Regions from separate parts of the Homo sapiens genome. Here region 1 is linked to region 2. Evidence: chromatin contacts called from ENCODE Hi-C or POLR2A ChIA-PET data. All regions are on one chromosome and are shown on one strand. Each heading gives the region's core, a stretch centred on a gene start or an enhancer-like site at or near the end of the contact. The rest is flanking DNA. Distances are from core to core; before and after follow the strand shown. Region 1 overlaps ZNF827 (zinc finger protein 827). Region 2 holds the start of SMAD1-AS2 (SMAD1 antisense RNA 2).

Region 1 (6,352 bases), core at 1,307-3,806, 310 kb before region 2:
CAGAGAAGTATAACACTCCATGTTAGTTTGTGAGCTGGACGTCAATGTCTCGTTCTAGGAATTTAATCTACAAATAGACTTGAACAAGTAACTTTAAGGGATATGGACAAAAATACACTTTGCAGCATAAAGACCTGAAAACAAACTAAATGCACATAGGTAGGAAACCATTTTCAATAAACCATGAATATTCAGTGGGAAACTCCACAGCCATTAAAAAAGAATGAAGGAGATCTGTAGGAATCTCTTTGAAAAAATGCCCAAGACATATTGTTAGATAAAAAAAGGAAACACTGGCTGCTGACAACATGCGTGACATGATCCCATTATGTTTTAAAAAAGAGGCAGTACATTTATGTGTACATAATAGCTTGTATATGCATGGATAATTTCTTAAACTGTGACTGGTGATTACCACTGACAAGTGGAAAGGACAGGGATTGGGAGAAGGGGACAGTAGTGAGAGGCATTCTTTTATTTTTGAGTTTATATCCTTTGTTCTATTTTTTTCATCAATTTACATTACACTTATAATTTCTAAAAGTTAAAAAAGTAAAGTGGGAAACCATTGTGTTCAAGTCACTTTTTTTTTTTAGAATTGGCCTTTACTCATATAATAATTTGGAGCCATAATGAATAATCTCTAGATCAAGTAAACTGCTAAAAATATAAAGCAATAATTCCTAGCCGTCTTCCTTCAGTAAGCTCCCCTAACCAGAAGCCAGAGTTAAATGAGTTTTTCATACAGTTTGTGAAACTATAAAGCAGGTTACAAATCCACATGAATGGTATGATTCCATGATTTGTAAAACGGTGGGCATGCAGGAAAAAAAGAGCAGAAAGAATAAATCTAGAAATGTTAGCTTTTCCTCAGTTTAGTTGGCATGTCAAGTAATTTATACTTATATTTTATGAATTTCCATTTTTATAAGAAGTATATGTTACTTTCATAATCATGTAATTGCCTGATGGGTCCTTCCTGCCTGCTGCACAGACAAAACCAATTCACTGAGACCCTGTTATTGCAGTAAAGAGTTTAATTAATGCAGGGCAGCCTAGCAGGAGGACTGGAGTTATCACTCAGATGAGTCTCCCCAGGAACTCAGAGCCCAGGTTTTTTATGGATAATTTGGTGGGCAGGGGGCTAGGGAATGGGTGCTGCTGATTGGTTGGAGATGAAATCATAGGGGTATAGAAAATGGTCCTCATGTGCTGAGTCCACCTCTGGATGGGGGCCACAGGACTGGTTGAGTCATGGGTCTGGGTGGGGTCAGTCAGTTGCCAGAATGCTGTCTGAAAAACATCTCAAAAGACCAATCTTAGATGCTACAATAGTGATGTTATCTATAGAAGCAACTGGGGAAGACACATCTTGTGACCTCTGGCCACGTGACTCCTGAGCAGTAAGGGATTATAGAAACTACACCTTCATTTTAGAATTCAGACCCTTCTCATAATCCTAGTCTTGTGGACTTTTATTAGTTTTCAGTCTGTGAGCCAGAAGGGCATTAGTTTTAGGGAGGGACTATTATCATCATTGTTTCAAAGTTAAATTATAAACTAAATTCTCCCCATGGTTAGCCTGCCCTAGGCCCAGGAAAAAGCAAAGGCAGCCAGTCTGTGAGGCCAGAAGCAAGAATGGAGTCAGCCATGCTGGACTTCTCTCACTGTCATCATCTTTGCAAAGGTGGTTTCAATCAGAAAACACCAATAAGTTAGTTTCATTTTGAACAAAGGAGAAAATATCTTTTCATACTATTCTCATACTGAATGCTTGACACCAACTCTCTCTGGAAGTTTCTATCATGAGGATATTCCTGGAGCTTTGGACAAAATCCACTTTGGCAGAACCACATTTAAATATGACGCTAGGCTGGGCACAGTGGCTCACACTTGTAATCCCAATGCTTTGGGAAGCCAAGGCAGGAGGATTGTTTGAGGCCAGGAGTTCAAGACCAGCCTGGGCAATGTAGCAAGACCCCGCCTCTGCAAAAAATTTAAAAATTAGCCATGTATGGTCGTGTATACCTGTAGTCCCAGCTACTTGGGAGGCTGAAGCAGGAGGATTGCTTGAGGCCAGGAGTTCAAGGCTGCAGTGAGCTATTAATAAGATCAAGCCACTGCACTCCAGCCTTGGTGTCAGAGAGACACTGCCTCTAAAAAATAAAATTAAAAAACAAGCAAATACATAACTGTGACTCCAGAAAAATGGTAGACCTAAAAGCAGCTAAAGTAAATGGAGATATTTTCAATGAAAATGTTGGGAAAAAATCTTGTAAAGTGGTATTTGCAAAGTAGAACTCCTCTTTAAGGTATCAAAGTGCTTCAGACTAAGGAACACTATTTGAATGTTCTGCGTTTATCTGTACCTACTACCTTCATAATTTCCCCATCCTCTGTTGTATGCACTCTACAGAACCTCTTTCCTATCGGGGCTTTCCAGTCAAAATGACTCATCCAGCTGCAGAATCTAGTTTCTCCGCCCTAAGTATCTAGGAATGAGTCACTCAAATGAGTTGCTTCTTTTTTAACTTCAATGGAATTAGGCTTGAAAGATTCATGATGGGGGAGGGTCCTGGGAAAGGGGCCTGTGCTGAGGTTATCAGGGAAATCAGCTGTATTATAGGAATGGGAAAGAGGCCAGGAAACAGGATAATGAGGGAGTGGGATAGCCTGGAGGTAGAATGATTTATAAAAAAAGATTAGATCCAAATTCTGGCTGTCTTTGTTAGAGTATGGAGGCAGGAATTAATTGGTTATGTGGATTGTAGGTAACCATTTTGTGGCAAGATGACTTAAAAGGTAAGGTGACTCATCCTAATTATTTTTTTTTTGCTCACTAATTTTCTATGTACTGTATAGTCACTTGCACCCACAGAAAAACAAGGGGAAAGTTTACTCAGGAAAAAAAAAAAAATGTGTACTCTTGCAAATGCTTTTAACATGTAGGCAAGCTTTCGGTATGTGAAAGTTATTTCTGACACAATTTTTGGTCAAATTGTTTTTCATTTTTATGAAAATGTTAATTTTTAAAGCACTCTGGTCTATCTCCCAACTGTTACTTTTATCACTCGAAAATGTGTTATTTTAAAAATATCATCACTGGTGTCATACTAAGACTTGCCATGCCTTTCATAGTAATTAATGTTTTTTGTTTTTTGTTTTTTTTTTGTTTTTGTTTTTTGTTTTTTTTTTTTAAAGCAGCCTGGCACAGTGGCTCACGCCTGTAATCCCAGCACTTTGGGAGGCCAAGGCGGGCGAATCACGAGGTCAGGAGTTCAAGACCAGCCTGGCCAAGATGGTGAAACCCCATCTCTACTAAAAATACAAAAATTAGCTGGGCGTGGTGGTGGGCGCCTGTAATCCCAGCTATTTGGGAGGCTGAGGCAGAGAACTGCTTGAACCCAGGAGGCGTTGGTTGCAGTGAGCTGAGATGGCGCCACTGCACTCCAGCCTGGGCGACAGAGCGAGACTATGTCTCAAAAAAAAAAAGCACTGGGACATGAAAAAGAAAAATGAAAGTTATCTTTGGGTGATGATGGGAACTCTGATTGAGGGTTTTAGTTTTGTTTCCCCCTACCACCACCTTGTCTCTCTTCTTCTAGTTTTCTATAATGAGCATGAAACACTTCTATAAAGAAAAATTAAATGTTTAGAGGGAGTAAGATGTTAAGGAACAAAGGTAAGATTCATGGTGCTCTGAGTTAATAGGCCGTAAGCTTAATAATTATGGTTATACACAGGATAGGTCTTTGTCAGAGACTGCTAAACATCTTGTACAACAATCTTGTGTAAACAACAGTGGTCAGGAAAAGACTCCCCAGAAGGTGAAATTCCAACAAATTTTGGCAGAGTCATTTCAGAAACGTTAAAGTTACACATCCTGTAAGTTATTAATAAAGATGTGAAATCCTTGTATGAAATACGACTATGATCACAGTCATTTCCATTTGGAGGTTCACGAAGCTTACTCAAGGAATGATTGAAGTTTGAGGGTGGTTACTTATTTTTAACCTTGCAAGGGAGATTCATGAATTAAATTAATCTTAGGGCACCAGGTGTGATAGAAGAACTGCACGCCATTTTCTCTATCTTGGTTGTTGAAAATAGAGTGTTCAATGGGACAGTCTGTTGTACTGTCTCATTGCATCATTGGTCTCATAAGTATCAGTGACTTAGGTATAATTAATAAAATAATAGCTGCCGTGGGAGGGTATTTTCAGTCGTTATATCAAAATGTATAATAAGCATTCTAATTTCTGTTATATCTGTTTAATTTCCTAACAAAGGAGTTCAGTTAGAAAAAGGATATCAGTGGCTCCTGACAAACCTGTCCTTAACTTTCCCCTTAGATTATTTTCATTCTTCTCTGCCAGTGTCGAAGAATACAGAGATGTTGCAGAATGAGGATTAAATTAAAAAAAAGATCTGAGTATCATTAAATATTTGATGAGCAGTATGAGAAGATTGTGAGGTGTGCATATCACTGGGGTGAAAAGAAAGTTCATTCATTCATGGCCCAGCACAATGTCTCACACCTGTAATCCCAGCACTTTGGGAGGCCAAGGCAGGAGTATTGCTTGAGCTCAGGAGTTCGAGACCAGCCTGGGCAACATGGCGAAACCCCATCTTTACCAAAAATACAAAAAAAAAGTAGCTGGGCGTGGTGGAGTGTGCCTGTGATCCCAGTTACTTGGGAGGCTGAGATGGGAGGATGGTTTGAGCCCAGGAGGCAGAGGTTGCAGTGAGCCCAGATAGCACCATTGCACTCCAGCCTGGGCAACAGACCCAGACCCTATTTCAAAAAAAAAAAAAAAAAAAAAAGTTCATTTATTCAACATACTTATGAGCAGCTTTTGTATGCCAGGTACTTCTTAGGTCCTGGGGAACAGCAGTGAATAAAACAAAGCCCCTGTCCTCATGAAGTATACACCCTAGAGGGGGAGGCAGACAATAAACTAGTACTATTATAGGTAACATCATGAAAAAAAATAAGCAAGGGAAAGAGGGGGTTTGGGAAGGGGTCACATAAGGTAGAATGGTCAGGAAAAGACTCCCCAGAAGGTGAAATTCAAGCAGCTACCTGAAGCAAGGGTGGGAGAGAGTCCTGTATTGCCTCGTGGGGAAGAAAGTTCATGTAAAGGGAGCAACAAGGCCCTGACGTCAGGGTGAGCTTGACCGCGGAAGTGACAGCAGGAAGGGAGGTGAGGCTGGAGGGGAGGGAGGGAGCCGGCCCCCAGGTCATCTGAAATAGCATGGACTTGGGCTTTCATTGCAAGTATGCCAGGAACCATTGGAATGCTTTGAGCAGAAAAGTGACATGATCTTACTTCCATTTAACTCTTTCCTGTTTAATCTTTAAAGCCCAAATAATGTCCTCTGAAAGGCTTAATGGGAACAGAGAGGCCCTGCATAAAGATAAAAGAGGCAAAGAAAGGTAATTTGCTGAGCAGAATTTTTATAGTGGATGGAATCTGTGCATGTTCCTTTAATAATTAGTTAATTATTGATGGTGAGTGTTGCCCAATATTTTTCTCATTAAGTTATCACAGAGGGATTCTATTTTGTTACATTTGGTTGAAATTTGGGGATTTTTTTTTCCTAATCAGTTAAAAATGACTATCTAGATATTTAACTGAATACTTATGGGAAAAAGTCTACAAAACTTGTTCTAGTAACAAAAAGAAAGTCTCAGAAAGTTAAAGAACATGAAACCAGGATTCTTTTTTAGAGACAAATCCATTATTTAGAATTCCTTCTAGAAGAGGGAATGCCTTCATCAGAAAGGTGAATTTTGCTTCACACAAATGCACACACACACACACACACACACACACACACACACAAAAGGAATTGCTCCGGCATTATTTATAAAGAGACGTGTCAGGGAACTATGAATTCTCCAATAAAACTGCAAATTACTCTAACAGATGCATACAAAACATGCCTAGAGGCTGTTGTGTATTTGTATTTTGCCAGTACTGCCATTGAAGAGGTGATTTACAATCCTAAAGCCACCAATGATGGCATTTTCTAAATGTTATATCAAATTATATTGTGTAAGACAGTAACATCTGTCACTTAGAATGGAATTCTTAAATATTTGTTATATAAATATAATACTGACAATCAAAAAAGCTCATGTTTGCTAATACATAATAGGCATCTTTTAGAGGGAGGGATTTGCACTGTCCCCACTCATGGAAATAGTACCTAATAAGAAATTTATTTGCCTCCCTTACTTAGAAACACTACTAAATATTAAATCATCAAAAACCTGGTTACTAAGTAAAATGACCACAGCCACTGAAGGGTTCAGGTTCAAGATGAGTTTTCAACTAAATGTACCAGT
Region 2 (6,335 bases), core at 2,603-5,102:
GAACAAATGGGCATTTTCTTCACCTTGGCCTCATCTAGTAAAGCAACAAGTAAATTATCCAACTCCTGTGAATATCAACAAAATACACTCTCTTCCATTTAATATGTTACAGATCCCAAATTCCCACAGAAAGTTTTTTTTTAATTACCCTAATTTGTATATGAAGATATAATTGTTTTTTAAAGGAAGGAGTAACCACCAAATGTTACAACCCCCTTTAATAAAAAGATTAGGAGACAAATAATGTTCAACCACTCTCTGTATCAGCTTCAGACTAGAGGCTGTTTTATAATTCTTGCACCAGTATGGAATTCAGCAGACAAAATAAATGCTCCCATTAAATATTGAGGGAATAATTGTATTATTCAATAAAATAAACAAAAAATACAGGCTACAAAAAGTGACTGGGGGAAAAAAATCCAAAAACTCTCCGTACTTTAAGAAAGGCAAATAACAGAAGATAAATGGTCTATTGTCAAATGAAGCAGGCAACTCTTTTCTCCCCCTACTTCTTGTTCTTTGGTTCATTACACTTTCTTAACTAATAGTAAAAAATCATGGCACAAAGATCAAAAGAATTAAGGAACTAAAAGTACAGGGTATTGATTAACTTCACTTTGAAAATGTTTAACAGCTGGATACTTTTTTTTTCTTTTTTTTAAAGACAACTTTATAAAAATTCTGTTTGATCGGCCAGGCTTGGTGGCTCACACCTGTAATCCCAGCACTTTGGGAGACCGAGGAGGGGGGATCACCAGTCAAGAGTTCAAGATCAGCCTGGCCAACATGGTGAAACCCTGTATCTACTAAAAATACAAAAATAAGCCGGGCATAGTGGTGTACACCTTTAGACCCAGCTACTTGGGAGGCTGAGGCAAGAGAATCACTTGAACAGGGAGGTGGAGGTTGCAGTAAGCCAAGATTGTGCCATTGCACTCCAGCCTGGGTGACAGATTGAGACTCCGCCTCAAAAAAAAAAAAATTGTTTGACCTTTTTTTTCCTTTTTGGAAACAAATATTTCTAAGTAACAAAACCACCTAAGTGCGTATTTCCAGACTTACATCGCCAGATATATTCTTAAACAGATAGACTGGTCTTGTGAATACACAGAAAAAGTAAGACTTGAGCTTCCAGAGTAGACCTATGGTGGGCTTCAGAGTGATTATAAGCAAACTGCATGAATTTTGTAGTTCAGCATTTTTTTTTTTTTTTTTGACAGAGTCTTGCTCTGTCGCCCAGGCTGCAGTGCAGTGGCGCGATCTCGGCTCACTGCAGCCTCCACCTCCTGGGTTCACACCATTCTCCTGCCTCAGCCTCCGGAGCAGCTAGGACTACAGGTGCCCACCACCACGCCCAGCTAATTTTTTATATTATTTTCCAGTATTTTTAATATATGAAACTATTTCACAATACACCTCATTAGATGCCATGGAGATGCAAGATATCTCAGAGACATGTTGTAGAAAGTGATCAATATTAACTGGCAATATTAATTAGTATTACAGAAATGTATGTGTCATCTATCCTAACATCCAATTTTGGATAGGATTCAAGGCCTGGTGAGATCAACTCTTGCCTTGTTTGAGATGCTTAAATTAAAACATCAAAAAAGGTCAAAGGGGAACATGCCAGGGGACTTGTAATGTAATTCTCATTACTATAAAACAAACTACTTTTTTCTAACCTGCTCCATTTCACTTAGGTACTCAAGTCAACTGTATAGTCCAAACAAAGATGGAATTGTCCAAATAGATCATGATTTCAAAGGATAATAAAGACACCTGAAAAATTCCTGACACTTATAGAAACCACAGACTCACAGAAGATTATACACTAAAGACGTAGGGTTAAAAATGCATAAAAACACAAAGGTTGGAAAAACCATATTATTTCAGCAATTTAAGGCCAATAAATATTTTAAAACAATAAAGAGCAATCCATCATTGCTTGCATCTTTCAAGCCATCTTGTAAGCAAAGAATTGCAATGAGATTTATTGGTAAAATATGAAAAATTCACAAAATGGAAAGGGGATCATAATCATTTGCCCTAAATAAAATCAGGCTGAATTAATCAGAAGTCCAGAAGAACTGGGAACTTACAAACTTTTGATAAAGCTGAAATAACTATTACTTAAATGTGGAACAGCAGACAACCCACATGAGACAATGGCCCAGCAAGAGGGCTGAGGCAGAAACTGCCATCCGCTCACATTTCCAAACAGAGAAATAGTACCCCTAAAAAACAGTACCCCTAAAAATGAAGACAGGTGGAGACAGAACTCTAGAACAAGTAGAACACAACGATAAGTAGCAGACAGTAGGAATTGTAAATGGTTCCTAACAAAAAGCATGAAAGATTATTGTACAGCTCCTTAAGGAAAATGATAAATATCTACCCTTAAGGTTAAGGCAGACAGGCAAAAGACAAGTTAAAATTTGCTATACAAGTCCAATGCCATTACAATGAATATAAAAACAGAAATGGATCTAGTTATTTCAGTTCCAGAAAATACCCTAAAGTAGCAATGTTCTTTGATCTGGTTCAACAAATAATGTTCAAATGCTTCTTTAACCCAGTTACTCCAGTTAGGAGCTAACCAGGTTTTCAGATACAGTAAAGTCCTTACGGGTTCTTGGAAACTGTGGCTCTAAGTGAAACGATGTAAAACAAAATTAATTTTAGCATCAGCTAATTTATATAAACAAGAGTTAAGTTCCTTCAGGACATTTCTGGTCACAAAAACATTACCAAACTTCTGAGACCCAAAACACTTCTAAAATTAACACTGAAATAAATGTGAGCCATATATACATTTAAGAAAGATGAACAGAAACAAGATAATTATTTACCCAATTATTCCAATTCAGGGTCGCAGTGGCCCGAGCCGATCCCAGCAGCTTAGGGCACAAGGTGGGAACCACCCCTGGACAGGACACCATTTCATGGCAGGGCGCACTCACACACACACCTACATGCACTGCAATGGGGACAATGTAGACATACTAATTCACCTAACGTGCACACCTTTGGGATATGGGAGGAAACTAGAGTAGCCAGAGAAAACCCAAGCAGACATGGGGAGAATGTGCAAACTCCACACAGACAGTGGCCTAGGCTGGGAATGTTTTTTCTCATCAACGTTATAAGGAAATGGCATTGAATGAAATGAGGTTGTCTGAGGACCTGCTGTATTTGTATTGGAGGAGGAAACAGGTGAAGTGCCTGCATTCCTTTTTCCTGTTTTAAAACAGCAGTTAGCCCTCAACTTTCAACATTTGTCTCAATCTCAAATGAGTCAAATTTAGCTAAATAAAACTCACCACTAAGCAAAATAAGGGAGGAAAAAACCTCTAGAACAGAAAGAAAAATGAAAATGGATAAAACCTTGCTCTTTACTGATGCTAACGTACTTCATAAAGTACAGCGCTTAACTTCATTGCTAAAAAGGCTATAATGAACTCTATTTCGCTTTAGTCCTTAGGGGAAAAATGTATTTAAACCAAATTCCTACACAAGAAAGCCATACGGAGACCCACAGAGAACACAGAACTCTGCTGCTCTCAGTTCACAGCAGCAGGAGAGTCCTACCATCACAAACACCACAAGTAAAGTTCCATCTTACTGAGCCTCTTACTATTCAGCCTTGATCTGGCTACTTCCAAACATGGGACTGATGATGCAGAATAGCTAGTTTGACATTTTTCCCACTGAAAATTTATTTTTGCCGGAGACTGATTTTCTAAATCTGGAGAAATTGGGGGTTGGAGATAGGAGAGAGGTTCAGTTCGTGAAATTCTATTTATAGTGATGCAATAATGCAGGTACTATTGCCTTTAAAGCGCAGACACTGTGCGTTTAAAGCGCAGACACTGACAGCAAGTCTTCCAGTCTCTCCAGTATAACTTAAGTGACATGCCAGCAAGAGATGCAATTTGGTCCCTCAACAGTGTTAAGTGAGTAGAAATCTTAGGAATCAAAAAGAAAAGGAATACCATGTAGACTGAATTCCAGCTTACTACTTACCACTTGTAAGTTCACTGAAGCTGTGAAATTTCAGCCAAACAATTTCAAAAGTAGCATCTCCTTGATGAAAAGGAAGCAAGGAACTTATGGATGTCAGAATGACAAGAGTCTCTAAGGATATAACTGTAGTTTATTTATTTTAGGTGTGCCAAGTGTGCTATTAACGTATCTTCATTATATCAGAAAATTCTTTAAAAAGAGTTCTTTCTGGTTCTGTTCTGCATACACAAATCCTTCCATCCTGACAAATCTAGGCTGCTAATAGAGTACCTGGTTAATTTTTCTTAATCACAGAGATTCCCTATAAAATAGCAGCTGTCACATCTGTTTTGTCTGATTAGATGATTACTTGAATAGTTAAGGCAATTGAAAGTTTTCTTATTGTCCCCAACTTCAACAAACAAAGTTGGCTTTTCTATATCTTCTTGCCATTTCCTCTAAAAGTTGTACAACATTCCTTAATCCCATTGAACCCCCATTCCCAAATTCATGCTTGTAATGGCATACTGTCCTTCAGGACACGGTAGCCTTTCAAGATGTCCAGCTCCCCATAAGCTCATCCTGATAAAGGCCATTCACATTCATGTCAACTCAAACACTGTAAAGACTCCTGGCCTACAAATGCTCACTCCTCAAACACAGGAAAGATTGAAGACCACAGACATTTTAAGATTTAATTTTATTGACTATCCCAGGAGAAAGTCTATGGTAGTTGTCTCAGAAAAAACTATTCTCTTTGAGTCAGTTATCCTAAAATAGCAATTTTAGACTACAAAGAATGCTAAATGTGGTAGATTTCCGTAAGTGGCTAGTTATGAATGATTCGTCAGTAGCTAATAAACGAAATTGTTTGAGTTACCAACTTATACAAGCATTATACTGGTTGTTTTTACAAACATTATTACATTGACTCCTCACACCAATGCTTCAAGGTAGAAATCATTATCTCAATTTTAGTAATAAACTTGAGGCTCAGAGGTTAAAGTAACTTTCTCCAGACCATATTCTGGTAAGTAGTATATCTATATTTTAAACCAGTACTGACTAATACTGAAGTCCCTCAGTCAAGTTTAAAAAAAAAAAAGGTAATCCAAATATCAAATTCACAGATGAAAATGGAATCAACTACAGGAGGAAAAAACTATCCCTTTAAAAAAAAAAAAAGAAACAAAAATCCTGCTGTATTTCATGTTTTGGAACATATTTCTCTCGCTCCACTGATCTCACAGGTGCTGTTTATGACAACAAACATGCACATCTGTAGGGGTGAACTGACAGACACAAAGCAGGACGGCCTGAACTCTCTTCCTATATTTAGATCCTTCAGCTCAGCTCTTAATTGCATAATTTAATCAGGACCCTCTAGAAGGGAAACACATCCATATTCATCACAGGCATCAAAGGAAACATCTTTACAAGTTATATCCTTTTACAAACCAACATATGGTCTCACGCCACTTTCCCAATTGTTGAACTCCTCCTCTGGGAAGAGCATGGAATTTTATTTCTTTTTATCACTTGAAAAAATCACTTCCCTCCTAATTCAGTAAAACTGGGTGGAGGCCACTTCCTCCACAGGTGAGAGAAATAAAACTTGTTGATCTGTCATTGTCAGGAATTTTAAAGTTAACCATTTATTTTACATATTTTGAAAATGGAAACAAAAGGCAGACAAAACCCAGAATGAGAAATTGGGGCACATTCTCCATGCTTTCAAATAAAACCTCTACCTACTTTTTTGTCATTTTAAGATGGTTTCTAAATTAGAAAACAAGTGTCCTTAACTTGAATAGGTTTGAACTGCAGCTGTCCACTTAGTAGCTGTACTTTGAAGAAAACAACTCTGAGCCTCAATTTGCTTTTCCACAAAATTGTGATACCATCACCCAATCCACTGGGTTAGGCAGATTAAATATAAACATGAAAGGCTTACTTCAAAATTATAACATGCTGAAAAACAAAGTGATTAACAAAGCAGGTTCACAAATAAGGCTAATTTTAATATTTTGCATATCCAAAAAAATGAGGTTTACAGTCTAGTTTTTGTCTGTTTAATGAAGTTCTAACTTCATACAAAAAGAGAAAAACTAGTAACCACTACAGTTATTCAATTCACTCAACAAACAGCTATCACATGCCAGGCACTATTCTAAGCACTAGAAACGCAGCACTGAAAGAGACACAAAAAGTTTTTCAAAGTCTGTTTCTGTGCCTTGGTGGGGCCTACATTCTGGTGGTCAGGGAAAGCCTCGTCGTGAATGTGGTATCTGAACAGCCCCCTGAAAGGAATTATCTGGGGAAGGGCATTC

Evidence for each region. A loop is a pair of places that touch in the nucleus more often than their neighbours do. ChIA-PET counts read pairs that join two places held with the same protein, here RNA polymerase II (POLR2A).
Region 1: a map with no recorded cell type shows a loop between it and region 2 (2.6-fold over the local background). The contact joins the enhancer-like site here to the promoter of SMAD1-AS2 in region 2. A Hi-C loop is called at or near these places in 3 of 37 single-sample maps with no recorded cell type. POLR2A ChIA-PET finds 5 or more read pairs at or near these places in 1 of 52 experiments (activated CD4-positive, alpha-beta T cell).

What each region holds. Positions count from the first base shown.
Region 1 is chr4:145,804,620-145,810,971 of GRCh38, reverse strand. All of the region lies in intron 8 of ZNF827 (zinc finger protein 827), which reads left to right. Among named protein-coding and RNA genes, the nearest start is that of C4orf51, 130 kb to the right of the region's middle. RefSeq lists enhancers at 2,370-2,559, 1,789-2,988, 3,416-3,635. Within about 2 kb of position 2,556, at least 10 of the 41 ENCODE cell types and tissues checked have a DNase peak (open chromatin) inside an H3K27ac peak, as active enhancers do.
Region 2 is chr4:145,500,497-145,506,831 of GRCh38, reverse strand. SMAD1-AS2 (SMAD1 antisense RNA 2) reads left to right here and starts at 3,852. Exons shown (of 2, transcript NR_108077.1): 1 at 3,852-3,956. The region is part of intron 1 of SMAD1 (SMAD family member 1); the gene reads right to left.